Linked DNA regions of Mus musculus: all the other regions are linked to region 5. Evidence: chromatin loops called from intact Hi-C (ENCODE). Cell type or tissue: heart. All regions are shown on one strand. Region 1 overlaps Ets1 (E26 avian leukemia oncogene 1, 5' domain). Region 2 has its middle 43 kb from the start of Gm27162. Region 3 overlaps Ets1 (E26 avian leukemia oncogene 1, 5' domain). Region 4 has its middle 27 kb from the start of Gm27166. Region 5 has its middle 12 kb from the start of Gm27162.

Evidence for each region. A loop is a pair of places that touch in the nucleus more often than their neighbours do. Peaks named below come from ENCODE experiments on the same cell type or tissue, not always from the same donor. Only the 100,000 strongest peaks of a DNase experiment are listed, where the experiment ranks them.
Region 1: a loop joins it to region 5, with 2.2 times the contacts of the local background. A loop is called at or near these places in 13 of 42 quality-filtered maps.
Region 2: a loop joins it to region 5, with 2.2 times the contacts of the local background. A loop is called at or near these places in 3 of 42 quality-filtered maps.
Region 3: a loop joins it to region 5, with 2.6 times the contacts of the local background. A loop is called at or near these places in 12 of 42 quality-filtered maps.
Region 4: a loop joins it to region 5, with 2.2 times the contacts of the local background. A loop is called at or near these places in 3 of 42 quality-filtered maps.

The regions. Positions count from the first base shown.
Region 1 is chr9:32,727,780-32,732,779 of GRCm38, reverse strand. Ets1 (E26 avian leukemia oncogene 1, 5' domain) reads right to left here. Exons shown (of 10, transcript NM_001372534.1): 4 at 3,986-4,105; 5 at 2,525-2,725. Among named protein-coding and RNA genes, the nearest start is that of Gm3331, 53 kb to the left of the region's middle. In heart, a CTCF peak has its summit at 1,959; DNase peaks (open chromatin) are centred at 1,949 and 2,579.
Region 2 is chr9:32,883,596-32,888,595 of GRCm38, reverse strand. No RefSeq gene overlaps it. Among named protein-coding and RNA genes, the nearest start is that of Gm27162, 43 kb to the left of the region's middle. In heart, no CTCF peak of the experiment used is centred here; a DNase peak (open chromatin) is centred at 2,175.
Region 3 is chr9:32,713,355-32,718,354 of GRCm38, reverse strand. All of the region lies in intron 3 of Ets1 (E26 avian leukemia oncogene 1, 5' domain), which reads right to left. Among named protein-coding and RNA genes, the nearest start is that of Gm3331, 67 kb to the left of the region's middle. In heart, no CTCF peak of the experiment used is centred here; DNase peaks (open chromatin) are centred at 154, 2,104 and 3,634; H3K4me3 peaks cover 211 bases; H3K27ac peaks cover 2,947 bases.
Region 4 is chr9:33,001,995-33,006,994 of GRCm38, reverse strand. No RefSeq gene overlaps it. Among named protein-coding and RNA genes, the nearest start is that of Gm27166, 27 kb to the left of the region's middle. In heart, a CTCF peak has its summit at 2,252 (motif pointing right); no DNase peak of the experiment used is centred here.
Region 5 is chr9:32,938,707-32,943,706 of GRCm38, reverse strand. No RefSeq gene overlaps it. Among named protein-coding and RNA genes, the nearest start is that of Gm27162, 12 kb to the right of the region's middle. In heart, CTCF peaks have their summits at 634, 1,882 (motif pointing right) and 2,952; a DNase peak (open chromatin) is centred at 3,156; H3K4me3 peaks cover 1,019 bases; H3K27ac peaks cover 1,601 bases.

The sequences.
Region 1 (5,000 bases), 210 kb after region 5:
AGGATGACATCACTAAAGTACGGCTGAGCTTAACATATCAGCAGCTGTGAAACGGGATTGGTCCATTTATCTTGGGAGGAGACCCAGTGGGCAATCACTGAGGGTTGAGAGAACGGGCATCCCTATTGGGTGGTGTCTTGCTGTTTCCCTTCAGAGAACTGAATCTTCAGGCTCAAGTGTGGGGATGTCTCAAGGACCAAGATCAGCACCTAACACTCAAACGGGTCGACTAAAACCCATTTCAGAACACACGCTAGCCTTCAGGCAAGTGGGTATTTGTATCCTCCACTTTTTGCAGATATCTGGATTGTTTTTGTCCTTTTGAATTCTGCTTTTCTCATTGTTCTCAGAATTCAAGTTCAGGCCCAGACAAGAAGCAGGACTCTGGTAAGGTGACGCCACTCAGTGAACTGTGAGGACTTATGTAAAGTAACAGAAGCCAACACGTCCACACTGCCTAGATTCCAACTTCATTAGGACCCAGGAAGAAATAAAGTGTAGCGGAGAGCCGATCTTTCGCAGTGGGGCTCGGGGTACTCTGCTACCCCAGAATCAATCGCAGTAGCTGTCGACACTCTACAGAGCCTGACTGCATTTCTTTGCAAAGATCAGTCATCAAGAGAGACTGCTGATACGGGTTTTTCCTCAGGTACCTGCTAGCCTCCTGAGAGCAAAGGCTGATGGGAAAACAAGTTTATGCCTGCACTCAAAAAAAAAAAGTTCCCAGTTGAGATAAAATGATTACACACTGCTTGAGCGGCTTATCAGATTCAAACATCCCCTGCACCTTTGGCCTCCAGCTCCACCCCAAGCAGCTATGCTCTCTGGCTGCCATGCTGCTCCTGTTAGATCAACAGAAGGGACGCTGTCCTACGCACAAACGTCCCTGTCATCCCTTCAGAAACGGAAATCCATAGCCTGACAGTTTTACTGCCTCAAGCAACGGGACCCTGGCTAGGATGACCGGACTTGCCTCCTCACACCGACTCCATTACACCCTGCTTCACTTCAAATCCCTGACAATGCTCCTCTGCATGAACACTGTCAATAGTCTAATCCTGTCTCAGTGGTAGAGTTTCCTCGGAGCATCACAGCAAGAGCACTGGGTGAGAAGTGAAACGAAAACAGACTTGGAAGTAAGTAAAGTTTAAAGGGTCGATCACTGATTGTGGCTAATTTCAAGAGTTTATATTTGGCAGCACTTTGGAATCAAGGATATGAACAGACCATGATCAGCCTCTGACAGACCGAGACTACCCCCAGCTCTGGGTACGTCCACTGCAGGAATTCATTTAGAGTTCACAGAAGCACCATATTGACAGACTATGTTTGGTTTCATGGTCTGGTGCAACCTGCTGTTGTGTTCAGAAGACAGAAGTTAAACCGGTGCTGCGTAGAGTCTGCCACATCCTTCTTTATCCTCCTATGAACAGGTCAATTATGTCAGTGCCTAGGGGTCTGCACCAGTGCCCTTCCTACAGCGAGCAGTTGTCCAGTCCTGAGTAGCAGCAGCCACAGGAAGAGCTACCAAGTCCTTAACTGTGTTCATCCAGGGATCAGTTTCGACAAGAAGCTGAGGTGGAGGAAGACATACCACATTCATATGCCCAGAGGATTGGAACCTAGGTCTCTAGGTCTCTAGAGTGAGGTGTTCGTTCTCTTAAACAAAGGAAGGTCTTACATGGACTGAGCTGTGTGCCCTGCCCCCAGATGCTGTGCCTAGAGATTGAGGCTGGTAACCACAGGGAAAGGGTGGGCCTGGTTACAGAGGGCAGCAGGCTTCTAGGCTTACAGTCAGCTGTAGGGCACTGCTGACTGCTGGTAACTGCCATTTATTTTAAGAAGAAATTTAGACAAATAAGCACAGAAACACCCAAGTTTGCGGCCCGCTGCTGTTGCTATACTCAGCCGGAGCTACGGGACATGAGTCACTTGGTCCAAAAAGGTTAGAAGAGGCCAGGCCAGTAGAGGAGGCTGTGTCATTACAAGGTTGCAACACCACGTCCTGATATAACCCTAGCTTTGGCTCCAAATGTAAAAGGTATTCTACGCTGCCTTAATCCCAAGCCAGTGACTGGCAGAGAAACTTGTCTTGCTAATGGGCTTGGAAAAGCTGTACTCTCCTGTTACCAGAGAGAATACACCACAGACCAACGGAGTATATATCAAACGTTCCAGAGCAGGTGAAACTCCTGTTTTATATATCCAGATTTATTTAAGTTCAGACACTATTTATTCAAATAATGTATGGGTCTAAGAAAATAACTCGAATTGTATACAAGATGCTAGAGAAGTACAATCTTGTTTAAAAAAAAAATAAAATATGAACTCCTAAGGCAGAGAAGAAAATAAGCCAACATGTATTGAGCTCTTGCTTTGAGCCAAACACAGCCCCACATACCGTCTATACCATGGCTGAACACCCACAGGCAACAACAGCAAGAGCATCCCACTGTTGGGCCAGCCTTCCTCCTACTCTTAGAGAAACTCCACCCAGTGCCCCTCCCCATTTGCACACATTTACCTTTCTGCAGGATCTCTAGATGCTCCCACAGGATATCCCCAACAAAGTCTGGAGCCAGCTCGAGGAAGCATTCTTTACCCAGGGCACACAGTGCTGCTCCACTCATACAGAACTTCTGGAAGTCCACACCTTTCAGGCTGAACTCATTCACAGCCCACATCACCCAGTCCCGGACGTGGGTTTCTGTCCACTGCCGGGGGTCTGAGAAGAGAGGCCAAGCGAGGATATAGTAGGTCAGGCTGGGAGAAGGCAGGGAAGGGCCGAAACAGAGCTGACGATGCTAGTTACTCTACACCTTGGGAGCAGCATCTTGTCCAGCACCTCTCAGACTCTTCCTCCCTCATCTAGCACCCCACTTTCCCATCTCCTCAGCTAGGAGGAGCTAAAATCAGCCAACAGCAATTCCCTGCTTTTTTTTTTTTCAGGCCAAGATTTCCATTGATCTCCTCTCTCACCCTGATTCTCATTAAAAAATATCAAAAGCCCCCAGATAAGGGACTATGCCTTCTTTAATGGCAATAGCAATGGAAAGTGTTTCCCACAAACTGCACATGCCTCTTTCTGCTCTCAACGCTGCAATACACTTGAGATTTTTTTATACTCAATTATTTTTTATCTTAGCCACTCAGGTTTTATAATAATCACAGCAATTAGTAATGGTAAGTCATTGAAGTATCATTATTTGTGACCACAGGGACAGCTTTGAGTAGCAGTGAAGCCATGTAATCTTCATGAACATGACCTAAGGTTTGACAGAGCTGTACCTGCCAATGACACCAAAAGGAATCAGGAGGCAGCAGGCTTCTACGTCCACTCAAATGATGCCTGAGCCACAAGTAACTGCATGAGATGCTGGGAACACTCAGGGCTCAGAAGTCACTATGCTCTGGCATTCTGGTCCACAAAGGATGCTTGGAGCTGTGGTCCACCGAGGTTTTGGGTAAAGTTGTAAACAGAAGATGTAAAAAAAAATGTGCAGATGTATTCTAAGAATCTAAACAACACTTTGGTCTGGCCACGCTGGAAGTCTTTTATTTACAGTCAGACGAGGTGTTATTTATAGACAGTTTTCCTTCAACTTTCTTAACAACAACAACAACATCAACACAAAACAAAGCAAAATAAAAACAAGACCCAGCTTGCCTATTCATGACTGTCCAGGAAATGTTCTAGGGACAGCTGACAATTCACAGCTCACTTCTTTATGATAACTCCAGACTCTTTCCATTCTCAGAAAACCCTTTTAGATTGGAACACCCAAAGCACAAGCATAGTTTGCCAAAGTACATGAAAGAGAGCAGAATATAAATAATAAGCACCACAGCTCCCTGGGTTCATCCATGGTCACCCATCGTGACTCTAAAATAAATTTTTTCCAAACTTGTCTGCTACAGGAGAGCAAACGAGCCTTTCCTAAGGATCCAGTCTTCGTGGTCCTTTCTCCTACGATCAAAAGTATACCTTTGGGGATTCCCAGTCGCTGCTGTTCTTTTGTGAAACCACTGAAAGTAGCTTTCAAGGCTTGGGACATCATTTCTTTGCTGCTCGGAGTTAACAGCGGGACATCTGCACATTCCATGTCTGTAAGGAAAAACAAGGCAGCATATGAAAAAACAAAACCCGCATAGGTAATTAACCACTCATGAAGAATGAAAGAGTGTGAATGAGCCAGAGAATGCAAGCTGAGAAAGAATTGTGTTCACGTCTTCATCACAGCAGGTAAAACTGAAGGGGTTTTCCACAATATACTAGGTAGGCCTCTTTGAAAAAAGAACCAACCCCATGTCCTGCTTACAACACTCTGAATCCTGGCGAACAAACATGCTTATTCTTCTTCTGATTTCCACTACCCACGCCCCTCCCCCATTTATCCTTCTTATTCACTGAAACCATTTGTGCTACTACGCATTTTCGGTTACCTATAGAAAGAAGGAACAATATTATTCATGCAACCAAGAATTACTTAGTGCCTGCAATGTGCAGGGGATGGGAAGAGAACAGAAAGAGCGCTGGCCGAGAGAGTGGATTGTGAGCCTTGCAGTGGATTCAGGCATTAAAGATCTACAGACACGAACGTTCACATACAGTGCCAATAGGACTTCCAAAGAGAAGGCACATGCTAGCCCAGAACAGGAACTATTCCAGAGGACAGGAAAGCCTTGCCTCTGGCAGAGGGACGGACGGTGAGATCTGATGAGCACTCAGAAACTAGAGAAGAAGACTACACTCTGTCCTAGCTGTTCTCAGAGTGTGGTGCCCCAAGCAGACATGTCAGCCTCACCTGGAAATGAGCAGATACAAATGTTCAGTTTTACTGGAGGCCTATTGGATCAGAGCACATGGGTCAGCTTTTCAACACAAAAGCCAGTGGTGAGCCCTCATCTTAAGCTACACAATTCTTGGCACAGCATAAATGGAGGTATGGGAAAGATGAATGGAGGTTTTTCACCTCCTTGTTTAGGGTTACACCAAGAGT
Region 2 (5,000 bases), 55 kb after region 5:
TTACTCATAAATCTGGAAAAATATAATTTCTGTATAGATTATATGACACAATGACAAATTAAAATGGATTAATTTTGTAGTATAATTTTGAATTTTGAGGGTTTTTTTAGTCTCTAATATTATCTTAGGACTTTGAAAATCATATAGACTGCAAGGGTACCATGCTTTCTTTGTCCATAGGATTCTTTTGTTTTGTTTTGTTTTGTTTTGTTTTGTTTTGTTTTGTTTTGTTAACAGTCTGGAATAGATCCTAAGAAAATTTAGAAAATCTTGGTTGGATAAGTACACAGACTTATGAACTTATACGCTTATGTGAACAGTGTGCTTTCAAAAGCAGCATTCAGTATCATCGTTTAAAAGTCTCCAAATCTGAAGGCCATCCAGAGACGACTGTCCAACCTGGGGATTCATATACAGTCACCAAACCCCGACAATATTGTGGATGACAAGAAATGCTTGCTGAAAGGAGCCTGATATAGCTGTCTCCTGAGAGGCCCTGCCAGAGCCTGACAAATACAGAGGTGGATGCTCGTAGCCAACCAGTGGACCGGGCATGGGGACCCCAACAGAGGAATTAGAGAAAGGGCTGAAGGAGCTGAAGTGGTTTGCAACCCTCTAGGAAGAACAACAACATCAACCAACCAGATCCCACAGAACTCCCAGGGATTAAGTGACCAACCAAGGAGTACACATAGTTCCAGCTGCATATGTAGCAGAGGATAGCCTTGTCATGCATCAGTGGAAGGGGATGTACTTGGTCCTATGGCGGCTCGATGGATGCCCCAGTGTAGGGGAATGGAGGGTGGGGAGACAGGAGTGGACGGATGGATAGGAGAACACCCTCATAGAAGCGGGTGGGGGTGTGTGGATGGAGAGTTTTCAGGAAGGGGAGAACTGAGAAAGGGGATAACATTTGAAGTGTAAATAAAGAAAATATCCAATTAAAAAAAGGGGGGAAGCCTCCCAATCTATACATATGATAGCACACACACACTGAGGACAGCAGCTAAATTCCTAGTGAGCATATTTGATGAGTTTCTTGGGCCTTGGTTGTGTTGCCTGCAACCAGGCGCAACACTTTCCTTTGGTTAGTTGGTTAATGTAAAGGCCACTTCAAAACCAGTCTGAGTCTACTACCTACAGAGTTGAATTATTCATGGTGGGCCCAAGCAGTGTCTGGCAGCTCAAGTTTCCTTTTGAAGATGTCTACATTTTATCCCCATATGGATTTTTAGGAGCATGGCAGCCCTTATCAAGAATTCATTTATTTTGCTTTTAAAAACAAAGAGATGTCCCCGCCAGAGCACTGGGAAGAATGTGAGCTGAGCAAGAGACTGCTGGAAAAGAAACAAGCCTCCAGACAGGGGAGAAATGGAGGAAGTGGGAAGAGCCACCTGCTGAATTCTGTTCTTTTTCAACCTGAGGCAGCCTCTCCAGTCCATGGCTATGGGTCCTCCAGCAGGGATCAATGGGCACATTTCCATATCAAAAACACAAACTGCAGAGGTTCCCAGAGAGAGAAGATCTAAGCAACCAAAGTACAGAGCCTTGGCACATGTTTAGAAAAGAATTCTTTAAGATCTTCTGGCAGGTCAGACCTCATTTTTCTCATCCCCAGTTATCTACTGCCCTGCTCATTAACCACTCCTGTAGTATATTTCGTTCTTTCCCTTTAAGAGGCATGCCCATCCCTGTGCATGCTTAGGGCATGGGTCCTATATGGTCCTATGTGGTGATTGTACCTGGTGGTAGTATTATGAGCTCACAGTAGGGGTGTGTGCATCCGAAAAGCACAGGGAAGACAGGTTTGGTCCATCCTTCAGATCCCCAAAAGAAACCTACTGAATTTAAGACCCTTCCAAAGGCTCTCCTTCCCCCCAAAAACCATCCAAGCTGACCACATCCACTCAGGAATCACAAAAAGGTAGAGGACCCAGCAGGAACCCTAGCGTTTGAAGAAGCAAAGCAGGAAAGATGTTCTTCGGACTCTGGTGTGAGATGAGTGAGCCAGACTTGGCCTCCCAGGCAGGCGTGGGCCCAACAAATGGCTTAGCCTTGTGGAAGACATAACAATGCACTTTTCAGTCAAGTTGCCTGGGTGGAGCACACCACCAGCTTCAGGAAGTCCCCTGTCCAAAGCTATTCATTAGCTGGATCTGTGCAAATAATTTGCTTTCCATGTGCCTCATAACCTCTCTAGGCTGAGAGCCCAGCCAGGGGCTGCAGGAGGGACCTTCAGAGGCACTGTGGCAGTTCAGACATTGCCATAGCAACCGAAGGCTTTATTTATTGTACTGAAAAGCATACAACAACAACCAGCTGTCTTTTAGACAATAAGGTCACGTCACTGGAACCCTCTGTGCCTCAGGTGACAATCCCATTCCTGGTTCTCTTCAGCTTCCCCACGCAGCCTTTTGGAGAAGGTGGCCCTGCAGGTTGCCCAGGCCAGGTCATGGGAGTGAGAATGGAGCCCTGCAGCTGTCTCTGCAGATGTTTCCTGGACTGAGCCCAGCAAGGCTGGATACACAAGGTTTGACAGTGAGAGGCCTGGAGGAACAATAAGCAGCCTGATTTTAGCTTATAGGACCCCCTTGTCGAATGAGAGCCAGGCACAGTGAAAGAGGGGCCTTGGAACACAAGATCCAAAAAGATGGCTGTTGTTTTGGTTTAAGAAAGAGCCTAGAGATCAGAAAGGACAGTGGGCATTGGAAAGCATCGCATCATCGTGATGCCCAAGGAGAAACAGAAAAACAAAACAGGACATGTCTTCTACCGTTCACCACTCAGGACTCAAACTGATGACCTGATGACCTACCTTCCCAGGCTTCTTCCAGTTCCTCCAGTTTGTCCAAAACTCTCCTCCTTACAGGAATGTGTTACGGCCAAATCAGAGGACTTACAAATGCTTACAGGGTCTCTACACTAGGTCGGCCATTGTTCAAACTATTCTATATATTACCGTAGCCACTTTGAAGAACAACTCCAAGAAGGACTTGTACAGTCTTTATTTCATGGGTGATGATAGGACATTAAGTGACACAAAGCCTATGTTTAATCCCCCAATGTTTGGACCTGGGAATTACTTACTCTCTTATTACACTTTATTTGTCTTCCATTAATTGATTAAACGGTTGATTAATTAATCTTTTATTCTTTAATTGACCAAATATTCTGGTAAGTACTTGAGATACAAACAAAAACCTAAAGCCACCTGAAGCATGAACTCTGGGTCTTTACAAGCTCCGAGTCCATAAAATATGTGCCGTGTGAGGAAAACAAGGATAATGAGGGCTGTAGGGGTTCTGACATGGGCTCTGTGAAGAACCTGACACTTCAATTACAGTTTAAGGGAAATAAAACCAATGTAAAAAACACACATGTGCTTCAACACAGCCTAACAGAGAGAGATTTCCTGGATGGGTGACTGTGACATGGGTATACATGGAACCCTAGAACACATGAACAAAGTGATGGACATAGGCTGGAAAAAAATGAAGATTATTTGGTTTTGGGTGAATCTGAAAATAAAAGGGATTTACGAGAGGTATTTCAATAAAGGAGCAACCAGGAATCCGTCTGCAATGCATGCTACATTTACCAGGGAAGAGAGAATAAATGGGGCCTAAAGGTAACAATCACAGAGCATGCAAGAAATGACAAGTTCAACTAGACTGCTATAGAGTACTCATGCAGACACACAGCAGTTGCTGACACATGGACAGTTTGAACATTCTCTATGAACCCATGAAGGAAGGGGGCAGACCAGAAGCCAGAGTGGGGAAAGGAATGATGTGAAACTAGCTGGGAGAATGGAAGGAAGGCTGACATGAATAGTTCCAAGTCCGAGCTTAAGATACATGTATCTGTGTAACGTGTGGCACTGAAAACCTTAGGCTACCGTATAGGCTTTCAAATATAGGAGATTGAAGAAGGCTCGTCTGTCCAATGGTGCCCTTTACAATGGGATAGGGAGGCAGAAGAGACATGAAACAAGGTGCTGTGTAGTTTTATTATAAAAGGAAAAGAATGTGGACACATACTTGCCTGAAGGCAACCGATATCTCTGACCTGCATGCAATGCCTGGGACCACAGCCTGGTCCAGAATGGGAATATAAGAAATACTTATGGAAAGAATAAAACCCTGTATATTCAGTGGAAATTAGAAAAGTAGTTGGCTTACACAGTTGCCTCGTCTCTAAATCCTTGTACATTATATAAGGGATAAACAGTACAAATATGCTTTTTTCAAGAAGCGTAGGAGGTACACTAAAGTAGGATTCAAATTCCCCCATATCATGGTTCCTTTGAAATTCATGGCCATGGAGACTTCCAGACCCTGCAGATGCATAGGCGACTATTGAATAACTTCATGTATGTTTTTCTCCCCTGGCAATTCTCAGCTCTGAAAAAGTAGACAAAAGTCTAGTGAGATAACTCCATGAATAAGGTGCCTGCCACCCAACCACACAACATAAGTTCACTTCTCAAAACTCCTAAGGCAGAGGGAGAGAGATGACTCCTGAAAGCTGACCTCTGAGTTACACATGCAGGTGATTGCTCACCCATTCACATACACAAACATATCCACAAGAAATCATAAACACATAGATGATTCTAGTAAGTTTAAGGTAGAAACATTGACCTCTTCATCCTGCCTTCATGTTACTTATAAATTGGGACAGAAGTATCATCTCCAACCTTTCAAGGAAGCATTTAAACGAAAACAAACAAACAAACAAACAAAAAACAAACAAAAACCCAAAACCAGAAAACGGGCTCTCACTAGTTAGCCGTATATGGCCTGAAACTCATGATTGAGAATAAGAGTCACAAGCCCTGCTTGCCACTGATTCCTGAGTGCTCAAATAAGTTAAAAAGCATGTACTGCTGTGCCTGGCTCAAGGAAACATCTTTTGAGATTCTGTGGCCAGATATTAGATGCTGTGCTAAATGACATAATTATAAGGATAAGTGCTTCATTTTATAAAACATCATTTTT
Region 3 (5,000 bases), 230 kb after region 5:
ACAGCAAGCATGAAGAAGGGGGGCTAGGGATCCCCTCCCCCAGGAAAGCGAAGCCAGGAGAGGTAGAAGATGAAACGTTTTCTCCATGGGCAAAGGAAAAATCTGGGCAAACAAATGGAGCAAAGCCGGTTTATTTAGGCTGGAAGAGGTAGTTTTTCTGCACTTTTGAACTGTTTTCTCAAGGCCTGCCTCTCCCTCCCACGCAGGAAACAAACACAGAGCCAGGCCTCTTCCAGGGAGCGTTCAGTGGCTCACAGCTAGCTGAGGAAGATGGCCTGAGAGAGCTGAACTGGGGCCTGTCTGGGAAGAGACAGCAGGAGAGGAGGCAGAGGAGACAGCAAGGAGGACAGGGCCAGGACAGAGGCAGGAGGCCAAGTGGAAGGAGCTAAGGAGATGCAGCGACTTACTCCCAATTCAGAATGGAATATTTTCCATGAAGTTTGAAAGGAACTTCTCTTCCCAATTTTCTTATTTATTTAAAAATTATATAAATACATGTAACCCCTCCTCCCCTTAAAAAGGACAATTTTCCAATGGGGGGGGGGGCTCGTTTGAGATGAAAGCCAGTCTTCAAAATCCCTCAGAGGAAGCCAAAACCCCGCGTGTCTTGATGCTACAGAAAGAAAAACAAAGTAGACATTCTTCCTGTGTTCTGAGGCTTTTTTATGCAGATGTGTTTTTCTTTTAATAAATAAATCCGGGCTGAGAAGGAAGATGCATATTCACACACATCCACACAGCCCAACTGCCTGTATCCAAAGCAGGAAAACTGTGACACAAAATGAGCAACCCCACTTTCCCAGGCGAGGCCACGCGGGCGCACAACATGGCGCCACATGCAACAGACTGTCCACATAGCAGGGACCTAAGCTTCTCAAGAATGACAAGGAGTGACGAGCAAAGGAGAGGCAGAACCCGGGTGAAAATTGGCATTCTCTTCTCTAACTGTCATCTGGCTTAAGATACCCAGCTGTGCCCTACTTTGTGAGCCTTTCAATTCATTCATAAGACGTGATGGCTATGAGAAGAACTATCATACACATTTTGTCAAAGGATGCCTGCTTAGGAGCTGTGTCCTTCAGACCTGGCTCTGTCAGTCAAAGCCCTTGCATTACTGATCCTTCGGCTAGCAGGTTTTCAGCTTTTATCCTTCCTGCTTGATAACCCCTCTGTCCAGCTTTTTAAACTCCCCGTTTAATGCAATCATTCACAGTGGCCTCTTGTTCCCCCTAAAAGCAGTCTTGCATGTCTGTACCCCCTAAGGAGCATCATACACCTCCATAGAGAACATCCAACAAGCAGGGTAAACTGAGACCGATGAGATGGTTGCCTAAAAGTGAGAACATAGCAACTACTAAGCAAAAGACAAAAGACACTACCAGCCCTCCTCTAGACAAACTCACATAGCCAGTCCCACACCTATAGCCTTGGCCTTTATTGATCTATCTATAGCAAATGCCACTGTTTTGAACCGTAATTCCCCATGTAAAAATCTTTTTTAAATCTACCCTATTAGCTATCCATCTCAACCTTTGCACCATCTGCACCTTACTAAAAATGCTTTCTGCATCTTTCTCTAGTCTAAGCTCCTTATGAAAAAAAAAAAAAAAAAAAAAAAAAACACCGAAGAGGCAATGGCCAAGTACTGAGCCCTATAATATAACACCACAGACCGTGCATTACTCTGACACAGGAGCATTAATCATGGGGACAGTTGCTGAACCCCTTACAAATCCTCCTGATTCAACTATCGACACATCCACATATCTTTGTCTGGACCACAAATATATCCAGGAAAGACTCAGACAAAACCATTGCTGGCATCAAAATAGGAGGCTTATAATTCAGCTGATCTACACTGTAGGCTGTTTCTCTCCTCTGGTCTCCCCAAGCACCAGACAAGTGCAAATGAAAATAGCCAGGCTGAAATTCAAACTTCTGCACAGTGAGAGTGAGTCGGGGGCAGGAGCAATGGTGGTGGGAGGGGGTAGGCTTCAGCACCAGAAACAATGGGCAGCCAGAGAACAATGGTTACAGACAAAGTCTTGGTCTATTTATATCTGCCCCTGTGAGTCCCAGACAGGAGGAACTGGAAGTCTGCCCTGTATGCATAGCTCCAACTGGACCAGAGCTAGGAGGAAGATGAGGTCACCACAAAGGCTGCCTGCTGAGGAATGAGCTATTCTTTTGCTCATCCTGCTCCCTCTCAATCTAACAGGTCTCTTTCGCCAAGTGTAGAACTGGCTTGCCCTCCGTAGTCCCCTCTGAGATGGGTAGACCTGAGAGGTGATTAAGGCCTCTTCCGGGGATGCCAAGGATAAATCAGCCAAACAATAGAGATCAATGTTACGGCTCCCAAGACATCTGTTCATTAACCACGGCTGGTGACACTACAACAGAGCTCTTCTATGGTTAAGTTCCCTAGCTCGCTCCCTTGGAGCAGAATAAAGGGACTAAGACACGGGGCTGGGGGTGTCTCTCAAGGCCAAAGCACTCGTCCAGCATGTGTTCTTGTCCAGCATCTGGGTTCAATCCAGCACCAAGGAGAAAAGGGAGGCCACGAGCTGAAATGCATGGAGACACAGAAAGACCTTTCCTTCCCTCTTATTGCCCTGTCTTCCCTTTGGAATTTCAACTTTTCTCCTAACAGGACTTCATACTGTGATATTCAATTTTTCCCCCCGCACTATTAATTTACTTTTATTCTCCCTCTTCCCACAGGCTTACTAAAATGGAAGCCAGCAGTCAGATAAGTCTGTGATAGACCACAACCTGCTACAGGCTGGTGGCAGAAGGAAGCCATAGGAAAAGAGACTCAGCAGTGAGTCCCTGCAAGCTGTTACCCTGTCCACCTTATACAGTGCCACCTGTGTCATGAGAGGACTGACAGGCAGCCAATAGTCAGCAACTTCATCCACTGGATTCCACCCTACCGATCCAAAGCACAAACCCAGATTCTCCCCCCCCCCCGCACCCTCCCCCCTACACACCAAAACATCTGAGACCCAGTACAAAGATCCCTGTGGAGAAACAGCTTTCTGCTCCTGCCTCTGAACCTCCATGAGTGACTTCCTTCTGTGCTCCTGGAAAAACAACACTTAAGTAAGCAAAAAGAAGCAGAAGTCCTGTTTTTCATTTAACTAGCTTAGAATATAGAAGAGAGACACACACACACCCTCCCATGGTGAGAAGGAGGCAAGCACTTTAATGTTGGATCATTTTAGAGCTCAACCAGGGCACTGCTGGGTCCAACGGACTCAGAGAATAGCTACAGGTTACACTGGGTTCTTTCTCCAGCTTCATTCATTCACAAGTGCATGAGGGAAGATGCGTGCTACAAGTTCAGAGTACCCAAAGGCACACAAATAAATCTGAAGATAACTGAGATATTATGTTCCAGGCCACACTGGCAAGTGATGTAGTCACTCAGTACAGAAGGTGAAGACAAAAAACCCAGAGGAAGACCACCTTAAAATACATCGGACAATGGATGCTGGCATGGGTGCACGGAACACTAAGCTGATGCAGTATTCCGTTCAAACCCTGCTTCTCCCATTCCTCTCCACCCATTCTCCCTACGGGCAAAACGTCCCCTTCTTTCCAAAGGCCCTGCTGACTCATCCCAGTGTAATTCAAGAGAGCCACATGGGAGCCACATGGTAGGAGTGGAGAGAAGGCAGAGAGACGACCACATTCATAGCATTCATACCCAAGGCCAGGCTGACACCAGAGAAGATATGAAAATCCCCACCTGTGGCTTGTTTGGCAAGTATAGGACACAACCCTCCTCTCGGCCTACAGCCTTCAAAATTCCCTGCACAAAAGCAAGCAGTGCTCTTGCCCCCATCTGGAGTTTATAGCCTCAGATTAATATGTTCAACAACTCACAGAATAAAGACCCTATGCAGTCCTGTAAATCTCAACGTGTGTCTCTAAGGAGCTGGACCCCTAGGAGCTGAGACATTTAAGTCATAATTAAGAGTTGATCCCTGCTAAAGTCTCCTGGTTGCTAAGGAGTTGCTTAGGACCCAGAGAGATAAACTTGGAAGAGTTCATGATTACCCTCCCTATACCATTAGGTTCCCTTGCTAACCCTGTCATCTGCCTTTCTCCACAGTCCGTGCAGATCTACCTAATCTATAATTTGGGCTCCAGTATCTCTTCGGCTTTGGCTGAAGAAGAGTAAACTATCACTCCATGCAGTCTACCTGAGTCTTTATTTACCCTTCCTTTGCCTTCTTCCTCCATACACCCTCACTCTAGCTATGAAAAGCCTCATCTGCAGCCAAGAAGCAGAAAAGAATTTACAGAAAGAATTTGCTATAAAACCTTAACTACTCCTTGGAGGGAGGCTCTCCCGCCTGGCAACCAGACGTAATTATAAGATGAATGAAAGGGAGGCAGCCAGTGGTGGAGGAGTTGTGGAGCTCTGTCACAGGCCAAGGGTCCCACACGATTCCTGCAAGAGTTAGAAGGGCCTTTAGATGTCATCTAAGTCCAACTTTTCTTTTCCTAATGGGGAAGGAAGCCCTGGAGGTGACCCACCGTAGCTTTACTGATTGTCTTACTCTGACTCCCGCCCAGGATTCTGTCTATACCACCACCATTTGCTCACTGCTGTGAACTAGGAGGAAGAGGCTCTTCTTCATGTCTTTCCTATCACCAAGCCCTAGAGTGTCATTCTGGAGCAACATTTCTCCCTAAGTTCTTCAGAAACCCCAGCGGACAACTATCCACAAAGCCAACACATATACAAATGTACATATTATGGCTCCCTCTGCTACCTGTTCCCATTGCAGTTTACAAGGGCTGAGTGACAATCACCAAACTGTAGACGTCCCCCTCACACACAAGAGAGAGAGGTTCCTGGTGTGTGACAGTGATCATTAAACAAGCAGTGTTTGATTGCATGACACTGGAATGTACAGCAGCTCTGGAAACAGAGGGTGCCATTCTTATCAAACCAGGGCCAGGGAGGACATAGTTAATGTCTGATCTAC
Region 4 (5,000 bases), 63 kb before region 5:
TTGAGACTGGTTGTCTCACATGGTCTTCAGTATACACTGGAATCCCAAAGAAGTAGGCTCTAATACCAGTAACGGAATGGAATTTCCAGCCAGAGTAAAGGCAAGCAGACAGAGAAAAGGGGCTTTATTCTTCATGTCTTGTTAGCTGCTACCAGAAGGTGTGGCCCAGACCAAAGGTTGATAACTACCCCAAGTGATTCAATCGAGAAAAACCCCTAATAGGCATACCCAGATGCTTGGGTTTTAGTTCATTCCAGATGTGGTCAAGTTGACAATCAATAATAGCCATCACAAATCGATCCCTTGTCAACCTGACAGAAAATTGAATCTCCTTCCATTATACTTAATTTCAAAATTAAAACAGTAACCAGGTCATAATTATGCCTAACTTGATATAATCATGTTGAGCCTAGATAAGAGCCTTGCTCCAATTTATGAAGAACAGAGAATCACAAGGACAAAGAGCTGTTTAAAGTTTGATTCCACATTGTTTTATAACTCTGCTCTGAGGTCAGAGCCTGCTTTAGTTACTTGTCTCATTATGCAACAAAGCACCTAGTGAAAGACACTTAAAGAAGGAAGGATATCCCATGATGAGAAAGTTGTGGTGACAGGAACTTGAGACAGATGGTTTCACTCACAGACAGAAAGCATAGAGGAATGAATGCTAGTGTTTGGTTTGATTTCCTTTCTTATTCACCCTGGGCCTCTAGTCCATGATATGGTGCTAGCCACAGTTAAGGTAGATCTTTATACCTAATTAACCTAATCCAGATAATCCTTCAAAGTCATGCTCAGACGTTAACCCAATCTAGATAGAGGCTTGTCTTTTCTAGTGGCGTCTGGAGATGAAGATCTCAGACTGTGGGTATTGACCCCTTGTGAAGGTCAAACAGCCCTTCACAGGGGTAACATATTCAGATATCCTGCATATCAAATACTTACATTGGGATTTATAACATTAGGAATTTACAGTTATGAAGTCACAGCTGAATTCATTTTATGGTTGTGGGGCACTACAACATGAGGAAGTGTATTAAAGGGTTAAAGCATTAAGATGATTGAGAGCCACTGAACTAGTCTGTAAATCAATATTAACCAGCATGGGGACCTAGCAAATTTCATTTAAAATCAGCATCATGGTCCTTATACATAGAAGGAGATTTTTGGGTGGTGTGGACAGCTGTGCCACCTATACATCAAGTAGCTAAAATTGTCTGAAGCCTACTAAAATAACACCTAAACAGAATGCACCATACACAAAGACTATAAACTCAATTGCAAGTGAATGATATTGACGCTCTGGAAGTGGCTTTTAAAGATACTTAGAGCTACTTTTCTCTCAAGAAATTTGAGCTTCAATTTTCTCTGCCTTAAAACTTTAATAGTAGCATCTATTCCAACTATTTTGGATGGAATTCTAATTGTTGGGGTTTTTTGTATGTTTTTGTTTTTGTTTTGTTTTGTTTTGTTGGTTTTTGGAATTTTTTTTTTGTCAGTTTGACACACACTGTATTTATCTGAGAAGAGGAAGCCTCCTTTTTGTGAAAATGGCCCCTCAGATTGACCTATGGGCAAGCTTGTGGTGACATGTTCTTGATTGGTGTCCCTCCTGTGGGAGGGTCTAGACTATTGTGGGTGGTGCTATGCCTACATAGATAGTCATAAGATGCATGAGAAAGAGAAAATCACAGGAATAAGCGCATAAGCAGAGTTCTTCCCTGCCTTGTGCTTCATGAAGTTCCTGCCTCAATTTCTCTCAGTAGAACACTTTCCTCCCCAAATTGCTTTTGGTCACATTCTTTATCACAGCATTAAGACCTTAACTAAAATAAATGTCTAACTGTGAGAATCAAGCAAGTATTTGTCTTTGTTTGGTTGAATTGTTCCAGCAAAATGTCCCAGGAAAGGTGGCTTTTGTAAAGATGGAAGTTCAAATCGGCAAGACATGATGTCTGAATTTCAGATGACCGTTGCTTGCTATAGTGGGATGAAGGGGAAAGGGATGAGAGAGAAGAGAGGGAGAGAAGAAGAAGAGGGGCAAGGAAAGAGAGAAAAGGGAGAAGGAAGGAGGGCTGCCTCAGCCTTGCTTGTAACCTCAGCTCCACACTCCAGTTGGATGCTCATCCCAACGCTTCCCCTCACACACCCTCACACTATGCTGCTTAGATTTATCTATATGTTTGTGTCTCACACTTCTGCTGCTTCATTCTAAGGTATAACCTGTGACTTTCCTCCAGGTGGAGCTGTAGCTTTGGTGCCATATTTGTTGTGAGCAGATAAGGTTTTCCTATAGTATTGCTTCAGCACCATCTTAGCTAAGGGCAGTCCCAGGACCGTCCACCATCTTTGTTATGGGCAGTCCCCCACTTTGCTGCCCTTAGGAGTACAGTCTGATTTAAAGCCTCCAAAGACAATTTTCAATTAAGATAAGGTTTTCGTTCTATCCTGCTTTGGTAAATAATTGCCTTGGTAAATAATGATTTTAATATTAATTTAAATATTTTTGAAATGTAAAAATGTTAAAGATCACTGCCTTATTTAAATATACACTTAGCCTTGTTTTTGCTACTGCTATTAAGTCATAGTGTACTCTCTTTAATTGCTTGATACATCCAGGGTAAGTAATTAAACAAACATAGAGTGTCTAACTCAGATATGCTTAGTAGATAAATACTGGCTCACAATCTTATCGGTAATCTGCTAAAATGTAATGTTAAATATTATTATGATAGACAAAGACTCCAAAATCCTGACAGTTTACCCTCCAAGATGTCAGAGAAGATCTGGGACAAGATTCTTCCCTGATTGTAATGATAACCACTGAGAAACATTGCTCCATTTCCTTGCCAGAGCTTAGCCTACCCTCTGGACAGAGGCCATCAGAGAGTTAAATGTCTCATATTGCCTAAATCAAAGTGAGTCACTTTTTCCCACATTACTATTCCATAGGAAAAAAAAACTCTTCTCATCTTCTGGGCTTGACAGCCAGATTGACTGCCCAAGTTGTGAATGGAAACCACAGGATGTGGGAACTTAGGTGATGGACTATTGACCAAATTCTGCCATTTTAACCAATGAATGGCAGCTAGATTATAATTTCTTCTTCGCTGATTTCTGACTACATTGACAGCTAAAGTAACTACAGCTTGACAGCTAGAAAACAGACCTCTAACTCCTTACCTCAAGACAATCCACCACCTTATTAGCCTATTAGTCAATTTGTTAACTAGTTAAGACTACCAGATATCTTATCAAAGACAGGCAGGTTTGCCTTTCTCATAGACTTCATGATAAAGGGTAGACAAGTTCAAATGTAACCTTTCACAGATGTAACCTTCTCTTGCTTCCTTATCTAAATTCAGTTTTCAGTGACTAAATGCTTCAGATTTTCGGCCCTTGTTATGCCACTCTCCTAACATTAACCAATAGAGTTCTTAAGAATTAGCCTAACTCAAATAAAACATTCCATTATACAACCCAACTCTTATAATCACAGGTTCAAATTTTAAGTTCACCTTGATTGACTTTAATTGTAGACTTAAAATGTTTCTCATGCTAAAACTATACTATTAGCTATCATAGTTACAAATTTTAAGTTTTCTTTTGTTATCTTTCAAATAGACTTAAGTTGTTTCTCAAGCTAAACTGTATGATCAGTTATCATATTCACAAGGTTGTCAAATTTTCAAGTTTCCTTGAATTGTCTTTTAAAGGATATATATTCATTCAGTCTCCTAGACAGAAGGAAAAACTGTTCTTGCTTCTTCTGCTCCATGGAAGGTTTTGTTGTTGTTGTTGGTTGTTGTTGTTTTTGTTTTTGTTTTGTTTTTTGTCTTCCTAAGCTCACCTAAACTTACAAGCACTACCTCTCATGGAACAGACTCCATCTGGATAAGTACACCTGCCAATCAATAGCCTAAGTTCTTACCTGTCACCTATTCCAGAGGATGGGACTCCTTTCCTGTTCCCTGGGACTGGGATGCCCCTTGCCCTAACCACCAAGACTTAAGGGTTTCAAATATTCATGTAAGAAAACTGTTTTCTCCCAAAACTCTCTACTCAACTTTACTCTCTATTACTCTCTACCTCAAGTGTGTGTGTGTGTGTGTGTGTGTGTGTGTGTGTGTGTGTGTGTGTGTTTCAGCATCTTGCCAAGTCCAGAAGTTTACTCAAAATCTACACCCAGGACAGCTACAGAGAAGAAACCCATAGATGCCCCAGCCTTCTCTCACAGACACAGACACTTTTACTGGACCTACTCCTTTCTACCCCCAGATGGTTCCACAGACCCTGGACAGCAAGGAAGTAACCACCTCTCCCGTAAGATGGGCCAACATCCTCATCCCCATTTTCTTAGGCTTTCCAGAGACACATGGCTCCAAAGTCAGCAGGAAGCAACTAAGGATCACAACAACCCTATTCCTGCTTCATCATCACCTCTTTCTAGTTTCTCCTTCTTTAAACTAAACCAAAATGGAGGAATGTTATCATATTAGCATTCCTTCTAGACTCCACCCCACAGTTACCTGGCAACAGCCAGGTATGCCTGGCTTACTATAAAAGAGGCTGTTTTGCTCTCTTACTCTCTTGTTCTCTTCTGTCCCTGACCCCTTTCTCCCCTGACCCCTTCCCCCTTCTCTTTCCATGTGTTCCTGGCCAGCTTTTCCTCCTCTTCCTCCTCCTCCTCCTCCTCCTCCTCCTCCTCCTCCTTCCCCTCTCTCTCTCTCTCTCTCTCTCTCTCTCTCTCTCTCTCTCTCTCTCTCTCTCTCTCCCTCCTCACCTCCCTTCCCATGCCCTAATAAACTCTATTCCATACCACATCCATCCTATGGCTGGTACTTCAGGGGGAAGGGATGCCTCAGCATGTGCCCACCGAGGCACCCCTCTTACCTCACCATACCTTACTCTACCAAAACATATCCTGGCTCTCTTCCCTTTTTAATAAAACACAACACATGGAATTACAAGAAAGCTTTGAAATACTCCCAATATCCCCT
Region 5 (5,000 bases):
GTGACTATGTAGTGGATAGATGTCTTAAAGAAAGACATGAAGCAGCTAGAGCATTAAGAAGAGAGAGTGGCCAGCCCTGCCACCTGGGGTCATTATGGGGTCCCATCCCTAGGTGTCACTGAGGGCCATATCTGGGTCTGTGGCTACACAGTGGCAGGGGTCCGAGTCTCTATTTGTGACTTATATTACCACTAGAGAACATGGAGATATCCCTGGTTGAGGCAGCTACCAGGGACCATGTGGGTGCCCAGGGGCTGTGCAGAATTGGCCCTTCCCCTGTGGCACTCTGAAGACCTGGCCCCATCATGGTAGCACTCAGGAGAGTTGGTCCTGCACCTCACCTGTACAGTACAGAGATTCTGGCCCTGGTAGCAATGGTGTGGGTGAGCTAGCCCCAAGGGCGTGAGTGTAGGTGAGAGAGCTGATCCTACCACTTGTCTGTCATGGACTGGCATAGGCTCAGAGATAATCCCCCAAACCCCCTACTCTTCATCATCTTCAGCAGTTTGGAAAGCTGCCCACAGGGTCATGAGCATGAGAGAGCTAGCCCTGCCCCTCACAAGCTGCAGCACTGGAGAAAGCCAGTCCTGTGCCTCACTCAGGAAGCACAGTAGAGCAGGCCCTAGTGGAAGGATGTTGGATGTGCTGGTTCCAAGGGCGAGAACATGGGAGAGTTGGCCTTCCCACTCACTAGATGTGAAGTGGCCTGTGGTAGAGGGTAGTAGGGGAAGCCCTCAGCCCCATTGCTCTTCTCTACCTGAGGCAGTCAAGAGAGTTGGGCCTGAGGGCAGGAGAGCGGGAGAGCTGACCCTGTCTCCTGAAGATGGTGGCATTGGGTGGTGGAACCAGAGCAGTGCTAGAGAGCTCACCCTGGTGATTCACATAAGGGAGAGCTCAGCTACCTCCTAGGCCCAGACACAAGGCTCTGAGTTGGTCCAACAAAATCTCTATCATCTGCAAAAGGTTGGAATGCATAAAAGGGCCTGTCCTGCTAATCCAAGGCTGCAGTATCCCCCATGATCCAGGGCAACAACAGGGTAATGGAGTGGAGGACAGGTAAGGATCCAATTCTGATGGTGTCACAGAAGCCAGAGATTTCAAACCCGACCAATGACTCACTGCAATGGACATTTGCAAGTGAAGATGTATGGACAGAGAAATATACTGTGGGACACACTGTGACACACTGCAGCTTCCGCAATGGGGTCTTTTCTATGCTTTGTTTTGTTTTGTTTTGTTTTTATTGGGGGGGGGAGGGTTGCAGGGTGAATGGCGGATATGAGGGAAGAGGGAGATGAGCAGAACTGGAGTGCATGATGGGAAACTCACAAAGACCCAATGAAAACCTTTTTAAAAAAAAAAAAAAGGACAGAAAAGAAAAGAAAAGCAATTCAGTTCCTTGCAACTTCAGCTCAATAGTTTTGTTTTCTCCTCAACTACTGCCCCGCCCTCACCTATGAGAGCCTCTGGCATATTGAACAAGGAAGACATTCGCCACCCATACTGCAACCTGACGTCCTAAAACTTCGATCCTCACCGTCTTTCATTCATACTTTCTTCACACTTAAAACCATCTTCAGAGCCATAGTTCAGAGTCTTTCTTCATTGTACATAGCATGCACCCATTTGTTTGTTTGTTTGTTTGTTTATCGGTTCTGTTTTCTTGGGTCATGAGCATGTAAGACAGGCACTTTACATACTTAGCCATCTTCCCAGCCCACCACCCATGCCTTTGTTTTCTGTGGCTGCCAAGGCAAACAAGCCTATACATCCTGGAAAATCAGCACTAGAATGGTCCACCTTCAAGAATTAAATCATTTGATGTATACAGGCTGAGTAGGTGGGGTTGGGGGGGGTGAGCATTCCAGACTCCCCACCAGGGGTTGCTAGACATCAGATAAGTTCTGAAGAGAAATATGTGAAAATGGTAAATGAGAACAGAAAGACAGTCAAAGAAGAGACTGTTACCCTGGCAAGGCAAGCAGCCCTTCAGCAAAAGACCTCATAATGAACCATTGTGAGCTTAGCTGCAGTGTTTGTGAATGGAATGCTTTCTGTTGAATGAATGACTGCTGTTCCATAATTCACAAAGTCTGACTCAAAACAGCCCGGGAGGTATGAGCATGTCTTCAGTGTGCACCACACACGTTTCCCCTCTTATCACCCACAGTCACTTTGGTTTACTCTGTAGCTCAGACGTTAGTAAGCCACAGCCAGGTTATAGAAGAAATCCAGTCATTTATAACCAAACCAGATAACTGGAGGACTGAGCCCTCCTGACCACTGAAGATCCCTTCAATCAGGGTTCCTTTCCGTCAGCGAAATCTCAGGGCACTCGGTCTAGAAAAGTTAATTTGCATTTTTTTTCTCCAGTTTCCTTCTTGAAGCAGGCTCATCAAATTCATAAGGAAATATGATAAAACAGCCAATGATTTCAACTTGCAAAGACAGACACACTGCTCTGAGCTGCTAGCAGTATGTGGCTGTGTCTCTTACGTTTGCAAAGTCTCATGCTGCTCGCCACTGTGCCCACAAGCCCCTCCTCGGAATTTGTCCTCTCCAAAAGCAGCAGAATTGCTGACCCTAATTCTGAGACAAGATGCACAGTACACAGTGTTCCCTAACAGTGCGCATGCAGATTCTCTTCAGGGACTAGACTTAATGTAAACAGAGATATCCAGAAGTTACATTATAGCCTCATTCTTGAGATAAACTTCTGTTTAATCGCTGATCCTTCCCGGAATAAGAAAAAAAAGATGCAAATAAATTGTTTTACTATTCTTAAACTAATACTTAATCTTCATTTTCTTCCCATGCTGGGAACTCTGTCACAAAAGAGAGAGCGGAGAGCAGAGAGGAATTTAGGAACAAAGCGAAGAAAAACACTTTTTGTCCTGGTTCCCAACCAGTCTCCCAAGCCTGGATTTAGACATGTCTTCTCAATCGCGACGCTAGAGGGAGTCAAACCCAGGAATCTGAAATGATCTCCGGGGTTGAACAGCAAGGGCGGCTGTTACACCTTTCTCTTTAAACGAATGCTCCTTAGCTCAACTGCCCCAGAAAAACGCCCAATCTGGAGTGCCGTGCCTTGCTTACTCTGAGGTTACTATTTCTAAAAATAGTTTTCTGAAAAATCTCTCTAGTGGGCTGGGAAGCACGCAAGTGGAGTGTGGGACCCGGAAGTGCACGGTTCGGCTTCGGCAGGACCCTGCAGGCTGAGGGTGGGACTACAGAGCTAGCCAAGAGCAGCAAAAGGGGTCGTGCCCTAGACTGAGAGTGTGTATTGGGGTTTAAATAGGCTATTCTCACTAGTCCTTGAGGAAGCAAAGTATTGGCTGGGGGCTGGGAGCTGGGAGCCCCAGAAGTGAACACCATGTATCAGGTGGCTGTGATTCCAAGATTGCCCCCACTGCCCCACCGCACACAAACCACACAGAGCACTACACCTCTGCGAAGGGTCCAGTAGAAGCAGCCTCTAAATGATGTCATGGCAGATGAACGAGGTTTTACACACCTCCGCTGGTCTTCCAACCATTTAGTGTTTCAAGCGAGGCATGGGAGTTAGAGAGAATGCCAGATATGGTCCAAGATGGGAGGAGACAGATAAATCCAAGTTTGGGAACTCTATCCATTTTCTCTCTTCCGTCTCTGGTCACATTTGTAATTCCTAGGAGAATATTACCACTTATTTTTGAGCCACTTTCATTTTTGTTTGTATTTGCTCTAAAAAATCCCCTTAAGACCAAAAGCAAAGAACTTCTCTAGTGTTCTGTCCCTTTGGGGTATGTGTGTATGGGGGTGGGAAGTATTTTGAGCATTCTTTTTTGGATATCCCTAACCTGTACAAAGCAGGGACCTAGCCTTGTCTCCAGCTTTCTTCTGTCACCAGCTTAATGTTCCTCAACATCTTGAAGCCTGGAGGAGGATGTGGAGGGAGGTTCAACTTTAGCATTTAAGTCTTGGGTACAGGGCAGTTACACAAAACTCAAGAAGCCCAACTCGTTGCCTGAAACACAGACTCTAGGTTAGACCCAGAGCTATTCCGTCCTCTAGCAAACCTCCCAAGAAAGATATCGGAGGACAAGCCTGGTCTATTTCCTTGATCAATTCATGAGAGAATTTGGTCCGTGTAGATTCTGGGAGAGCCCACTGTCTGAACTTTCAGAATTATTGCTAAAAATGAATGTAGCCTGAGCAAGCCTTTATGCTAGGAATGTCAGTCTTGTCTATATACATCTTCTGAGGTTTGGTACCAGCTCAGTAACTGACTGCAAACAATGTAGTGAACTTTTCCAATCACACTCACCACCACCACCATCATCAAACAAGACTATCAGAGAAAATAATCTATCAGTCCCTTTTTGGTTTAAAAGTTCCATGGTTTCTGTCTCTCTCCAGAAATTTTTGAATTTTTCTATCTTCTGACCTAAAAGTCAGAAGAGAGAAGTCTAATTGCAAATACAAGCAAGCCCGAGGTGCTTAGCTGTATCGTGCAGGAGGAAGACATTTTAGAAGGAAACAAGTCTCATTTATTCTGCCTGATATGGTTATCTCTAAGGCTGGTGCCAATGCAAGCAAGATGAGGGTACAGAGGGAGGGGAGGGAGACACATTTCCAAATGTCAAATGTTTATCGAGGGCTTTGAACTCTGACAATCAAGGCTTCCGGTACCTTTGGTCTTTAGGTTTTTGAAGAGAAAGACGAGGCCAAATGAGAAGGAGAAAGTTGAAAATGTTCCTACATTATCATGTAGGTCTGAGGCAAAGATCGGGCCCATGATACCCAACTTACTTGCAACTAATCTGGGACTCTCCCCTTTCAATGACTTTTTAAAAAATATGCCTTGTTGTAACTCTGAACTGAATCTGAACTTCAGACCATGCGATTCTCCCATGTGGCTCTTATATAAAGATGGCACACTTAACATGAATTCTGCCAGCACAGGATGAGAGCATTCTGGAAGCTTCTATCTTCAGGGACAATATACCTGTTTGAAGGAC